2 separate regions of the Homo sapiens genome follow, and region 1 is linked to region 2. The links are chromatin contacts, found by Hi-C or POLR2A ChIA-PET in ENCODE. All regions are on one chromosome and are shown on one strand. The core of a region is the stretch at or near the end of the contact, and the rest is flanking DNA. Distances in the headings are between cores, read along the strand shown. Region 1 overlaps CDH2 (cadherin 2). Region 2 overlaps CDH2 (cadherin 2).

Region 1 (3,488 bases), core at 296-2,795, 41 kb before region 2:
TAGGGTCAAAAGGTAGCTGTGCCGTTTTGAGAACGTTCAGAAAGGTTTCCAGAGGTAAAGATAAGGGCTGGATGTGTGGCCACCACTTGCAGCACAGGCACTTGTTAAATACACAGATTTATCCATCATGCCTCTTGAGAGTCTGTTTTAATGAGTCTTGGGCTAGGACCCAAGAATCTGTATTTTAAACAAATGTCCCAGATTGCTTGCTGTGTTGAGTAAGTTTGAGACCTACCGGCCTGTATGGCAGATGTACCATGAGTTGGATTCGTGTTGCCCCAATAGTATTAGTACTGTGATGACAAATAGCTAAGACATTGAATAACCATGTGCCAGACACTATCCTAAGTGCTTTACACATATTAACTCATTTAATCCTCTCATCTGCCCTATGAGTTGGTGCTGTCTTTAGTACTCTTGTTGTACAGATGGGGAACTGTTTCTTCTCAGAGGTCTGGCAGATAGTATCCATGGGACTGGGATTTAAAGCCAGGCAGTCTGACCTGTTGGAAGTTCATGCTGCAGTCACTCTGCTCTTCTTAAGAGCCCAGGGCTTAGGGCCCCGGGGGGTTGGGGGGTGTTGCCCCTGGGCAGATTTCCCCAAACCATGTCTGGGCATGTGACATACCCTGTTTTTAGCATCTAAGTAGCATCTACATGAAGACTTTGGGGTATCTCATTAGACTTTCTTGATACATAAAGCTGGAAGGAATGACTAAAGCCAGCTGGAATTATTAATTTATTGAGACCAAATTTTGGAGGGTTAAATATAAATTGCTCCCCCTAAGGACCCAAAATCAGCAGCAAAGATAATAGAGGAGGAAGCCATAACTTAACAGTTGCCTAGAAAAAAAAAGATCAGGATGGTTTTGGTGGACTACAAGCTCAACATAAATCACCAGGGGCTTTGTTCTGCTGTACCTTTTGCCTGGAATGCCCTTTTCCACTTCCCCCTCTTTCTCCTGGCAAATTTTTAATCATCTTTAAAGTCAGAGCCTAAATGTCACTTCAGCTATGGAGTCTTCCTTGACTTCCACGGACAGATTTATCATCCCATTCTTTCTGCTTCTTTAGCACTTTGTTCCTGACATTATAGTTTTGCAATTATTTTTCCTACTTGTGGCACCCGTGTTCACAGCCACTCAGCTGGAAACATGAGGGAAGGCATCATTTCCTCCCTCCCTCCCCCAGTGAGTCCCTGCCTCAGAAGGCCCTATCGATCTTAACTATCTTGGTATTGACAAAATCTGCCCCTTTTTCATTCCTTGCAGCCCCTGCCCTGACTCAGGTCTGTGTCCTAGCTTGTCTCCCAGTTGTCACTTGTCATCCCCTATCACACACACACTTTCCCACAAAACTATCAGAGAATTCTCTGTCAGATGCATTCGGTCTGTGCTTAAAATCTGTCCCTGGCTCCCCCAGCCAACAGGATAACCCCAGGCCCCCAACCATTTGTGATCTAACCCTGTCTAACTCTCCAGCCTCAACTTTTGACATCCTGCCTTGCTTCTTGGACTCCGGCGACACTGAACTCATTGTTATTCCCCAGGCACTATGCTGTTTCTTGCTGCCTTGTTTTAGTTCAAGCAGTGACTGCCTAGGATGGCTTTCCTGCCACTCTCTAGCGCCTTGCTACTCCAGCTCTCTGCTTGGGAAGCCCCCAGATTCCCTGCCCTGGGCTTTGCTCATATCCTCTGCATATCTTAACCTCCCACATTAAATCTTGAGCTCCTTAAGGGCAGGGGCTGTATCTTGTTTTCTGTTTCTAGTGGCAAATGAACACTCAGTACATGTTTCTTGAAAGATTGTATTGTAATTATTTGTTGTACTTAGAAAGACTACAGAGTTTGAATCCTGCCCTTTCTCTCTTGGATGTGAGGTCTTGGGTATTTCACTGTACCTCTGTGTGAGAATCGATTTGCTCATTAGCAAAATGCAGATAGTTTAACCCCCTCTTAAGGGGCCTATTGTGAGAATGAAGTGAGATAACAATGTGATACGGAACTTAACACACTATTCGAGGGATCTGCAAACTACACTCCTGCTGCCATTATTTTTGTCTGGCCAAGAATATTTTTTACATTTTCAAATGCTTTTAAGCAAGAAAAAGAAGAAGAATATCTTTCAAGACTTGAAAATGGAATGAAATTCAAATTTCAGGATACATGAAGTTTTATTAGAATGAACACAGCCATGTTCATTCATATACTGATTGTCTATGACTGCTTTTGCACAACAGCAGCAGATTGAGTAGTTTCAGCAGAGATCCTATGGACTACAAAGCCTGAAATACTTAGTTTACCCTTTACAGAAAAAGCTTGCCAACCCATGCACCATTCAAATATTAGGGAAATGTATGTTATTCACAACCTCCTCCTCATACCCACAGATAACTTGTTGAGGGTAGGATGCCTCTTTCTCCTCTTGGAAGTTCCAGAATTTCATCCTAGGCCTGGCAGAGTGATGACTTTATGTGGGAGTAAGCCTCAGGGGCTGGGTTTTGGCTTTCTGGGATGCAGGATGTTCCAAGAGTGATGAGGCTACTTGAGCAGACAGTGATCCTCATACCGATAGCAGTGTTAATGGGTAGGTAGATACCTCTTTTTCATGTGTTGCTGTAGAACAGGTTTTCTTAACCTTGGCTCTGTTGACATTTTGAGCTTGGCACTCCTTTGTTAGGGATGCTGTGCTGTGTGTTGTATAATGGTTAGCAAATTCCCTGCTCTACGTATTTTATAATGAAAAAGAGAAAATGCCAGAAACCAACTGAGAGCCAGTAGCCACTAGTAGCCAGTAGCACCCCCTCGCAGTTGTGACAGCTAAAAATGTGTCTGCACATTGATAGATGTCCCCTGGGGAGCAAAATTGTCCCTGATTGAGAGCTACTGTTGTAGAACATTCAGGCATTAGCTATGGGTTAGACCAGAGAACTTCCAATGCCCAACAAGGATTACCACCACAGTGCAGTCAGCCCCCCTAAGGGGATTCTGCTCATCAGCTCTTGGTCTCCTGCAGTCTCATACCTGGTATCAGTCACAGCCTTGTAGGGTTGCAGGGAGAATTGAATGAGATACTGATTTACCAACACAGTGCTTGGTGCAAAGTAAGCCTCCACTATGTCCAGCTGGGAGCTTGTATTCATTTGAGTGCTTCCTGTTTGTTTTTTGAACTTGGTAACTTTGCTATTTTTTGACTGAAAGTTAAGAGAGGAAATAAATAGGGAGAATATATATTTTAACAATTTTATGGAGATTGTTTTTAAGAAAATACATTATAGATTAGTATTTTGGATCCAGGATTATATTATTTTGTGGATCCGTTTTGTCTTAAGGAAGAAGAATTTAGGAAAGTTTCAGCTATTTAAGATGAATATGAAATTATTCAAAGTATGACATGACTTCCATGGATATTTAATATTAGTAGTCAGTATTCATTAGAGATGTGCTTTAAGAGCATTTTTTCAATAATTCTCATGGCCAACCTGGCTG
Region 2 (3,129 bases), core at 168-2,667:
TAAAAAGATGATCATGAGAACTATAATGTAGTTTTAAGAAACTTTCTTTTAGAAAACCTGCCTGTTAACTTATTTTAAGTGCGTTTGAAGTTATGAGTGAAATTTTACATAAACTTCACAGCCTTTTGCTGAATCCACCACCTCGGTGCCTCCTTCAAAGGAATTTGAGTCGGCCTCTTTACTGGCCATTTGGTATCATCTCTGCTGTGAGCCAGACAGAATCTTTTTCCACTCATTCAGATCATGGTGTGGAATTCTGTGGGCAAGACATCACTAACCCATTTTAGGACAGTGAAAACAGCAAGTCAGAAGGTTTTATTTTGGTTCAGTGAATTTGCCTGTGACCGTGGAGCTAAAATATGAAACAAACCAGCTCTGGAGACACAGAGTCTTGCATTTATAGTGGGGGTGATTAGATAAGTGGTCTGCTGGTGACATGGACGTGATTCATGCTCTATCTGCTGATGACTAAACTTTCCAAATACTTTCAGTGTACTGATAGTACATTTCTTAAATGCTAAATATATCTAACTGTTAACAGCTAATTGTCTGTCGGGCTCATTGTCTGTTACCCTTAAATGCTAAGGTCAGACTGTCCTTCTAGTTTTGTAGATAGAAGAATATGTGTGGCAGAGGCCAGGGAAGAAAATCTATAAAAAATGAGGGTATACTTGTAAAAGTTTGTTAGTTTAAAATTTTGAAAGTAATTATTTTAACTGCAGTTTAAACTGTTTACATTTTTTTCTTGTTATTTATTCTTATTCAGTTCAGAACAGAATCATAGAACTTTACATCTGAGAAAAAAAACTTGAAAGATCATGTGTTTCAAGCTCTTAATCTTTCCCTGTTGCATATTAGTATACTGGGTTTAAACAGGTGAATGACATTTTCAATCTTTATGCTAATTGATAGCATGGGTTAACGCAAAATTTGGCACTCTGACATTGAGGTTGAGTGTTCTTTCTGCCAGGGTTTGACTTCACTCAAAAGTTTCAGGTTGATCAAGACATCTGGGAACTCAGTGTTTTGAATTTCAGAGAGCCGGCACCTGCCTCTCTGATTCTCAGTTCATTTATAAAATGCTAGGTCTTGGATAGATCGTTTCTAAGATTATCGTTTTGCTCCCACAAATTATAGGACGGAGTGCTTTCCTTCTTTTTCTTTGATGTGGACAACATTCTTACCTCGAATACATGTTTTCAGTCTTTTAAAAAGCCACTTCTGTTCCAAAGTTATGCTAACTAATATTGAAAATCCAGATGAAATTTCATTGCTTGGGGGTTTGGGATTGGGGTCACGTATGCACGTGCTACACCCATGCCTCGAAATATCTCTGTCTAGGTCAGCAAGTGGGCTCCGGGACAGAGGAGAAGGCTGAGGCTAAGCTGCGGAGGCTTTGAGGTTTGATAATAGAAGTCCTCCTCTGTTGTTTTCTTCCCTGGCAGCATTTGATTTGCCTCTTTCCAATGCCTGTAAGTAGGCCAGGGGCGCCACTGCAGACTGGGCTTGGGAGTCGATAGGAGAGCTGATAAGAACTCTCTTTTTGCAACACTGAGCAAGAAGGCCCATCTTCCATGACTCTGCACAGACCGATGGCTGGATGGGCATTTTCTTTCTTTTTCAGCCTCTTTCCTTTCTCATGCTAACCTCATTTAGCTTGATGTACTCCGAGTCCTGCTTGATCTAGAAGTGGACCCCGGAGAGAGCGTGGCTTGGCGAAGAGAACCAACAATTTAGAGAATAGTGGTTTGGGTTCTATAGCCATCTTTGTCCTGTGCAGCTGGATACCTTTGGCCACATCTTACCACCTCTCTTTGGCCTCCATTGCAGCCTATATAGATATAGGTGTCTTTTTCATTTGAATTCTTGTTGCAGTAAATAACATATTCACTTTAGCAATTACAGTATGCATTGATTTCACGATCATTAATTTCTTTCTTTTAGTGGCAAAAAGAAATCCTCAGTCTACTTTTAGTTTCCCAAAAGCATCTATATTCATGATCCCACTTCTCATGACTCCTGCTATTGCTTAGGTAGATTGGCCCAGTAGCTTGCAGAACAGAGTCGTTATTTCAGGCATGAGGAACAAAAGCAAAGGCTTTTGCAATGAGAATTGGCCATTGCTGTGTGCATTTGGCCGCAGTCAACTGACTTCTTTTCTTGGTCTGTCTGCATTACTCCCTTTTTCCTAAATTTGATTCTGACTGAATTCCTGGCTGAAGTGGCTGCAGCAGTCTCTTACTCCTGGCCTTAACTCAGCATCTCACAAAGGGCTCAGGTTCATTCTCAAGAAATAATTTATGCAGTGAAAGCATGTGGCTGACAGAGGGTCCCATGTAGGGAGACACTGTTTTGTTATGTTAGTCTTTGGCTGCAACTAAAGCAAAGCAGAATTAACTACGGGATAATGCTAAACAGCGGAGATAACAGCAGAGGTCCCTGTATGTAATTAGTACAGCATGAGTGTGTTCTCATTTCATGTGTTTACATGGGCAACACCAAGTTCTTAATTCAGAAAGGGAATAAACTCCTAAGTGTGTTGGGTTATTGCCTCTTACCTCAGAAAAGGACACCATATGGCCTTGTATTTGTATGCTCTTGCCATGACAATTCCTTCTGTCAAAAGTGATTTTCTCCAAAAGTATGGTATGTACATTCTTGGGCAGTCATTCAAAAAAGGAAAGGAATAGCCTTTGTTAACCCGCATTTTTGAAAGTACTATTTTGGCATATGAAAGAGGAATCAATAACACTTTATACATGCTGACACTATGTGCTTTTTGTTATTGTAAGAATCTATAATTTCATAAACTGTAAGAAAAGCTTTCTTCTTGATCTTCAGATTACCTGGACGTGGAATTTTTAAAAAAGAGTTTCATATACTTAAGTGTTAGAGAAAAGTGTCAAGAGATTTTTGACACCAGTTATTTGTGAATTCACCTGGAAGCTAAGACTTGGTTTTGTCTTGAATGATACTGAAATTTGCAATAATAAATAATTCTCCAGTTTTTGAGAATAACAGTGCAGAGTTTCTTATTTGTATGGTTATTCCCTATCCAGCTCCTCCTATTGTCTTGTTTCTATGTATTACTATAATAATGTAACAGAGGTGTGGCCAAAGAATTCAGCT

What was found. Hi-C counts contacts between places; a loop is a spot of excess contacts on that map. ChIA-PET counts read pairs that join two places held with the same protein, here RNA polymerase II (POLR2A). Pooled maps may share reads with other maps.
Region 1: a loop to region 2 is called in a map of heart right ventricle, with 2.5 times the contacts of the local background. The contact joins two enhancer-like sites. A Hi-C loop is called at or near these places in 9 of 168 maps with a recorded cell type or tissue (Caco-2, HepG2, Right ventricle myocardium superior and 3 more) and 3 of 50 pooled maps. POLR2A ChIA-PET finds 5 or more read pairs at or near these places in 3 of 52 experiments (AG04449, HepG2 and MCF 10A).

Annotation. Positions count from the first base shown.
Region 1 is chr18:28,150,633-28,154,120 of GRCh38, reverse strand. The region is part of intron 1 of CDH2 (cadherin 2); the gene reads left to right. Among named protein-coding and RNA genes, the nearest start is that of CDH2, 25 kb to the left of the region's middle. Within about 2 kb of position 1,545, at least 2 of the 41 ENCODE cell types and tissues checked have a DNase peak (open chromatin) inside an H3K27ac peak, as active enhancers do.
Region 2 is chr18:28,109,482-28,112,610 of GRCh38, reverse strand. The region is part of intron 2 of CDH2 (cadherin 2); the gene reads left to right. Among named protein-coding and RNA genes, the nearest start is that of CDH2, 66 kb to the left of the region's middle. Within about 2 kb of position 1,417, at least 4 of the 41 ENCODE cell types and tissues checked have a DNase peak (open chromatin) inside an H3K27ac peak, as active enhancers do.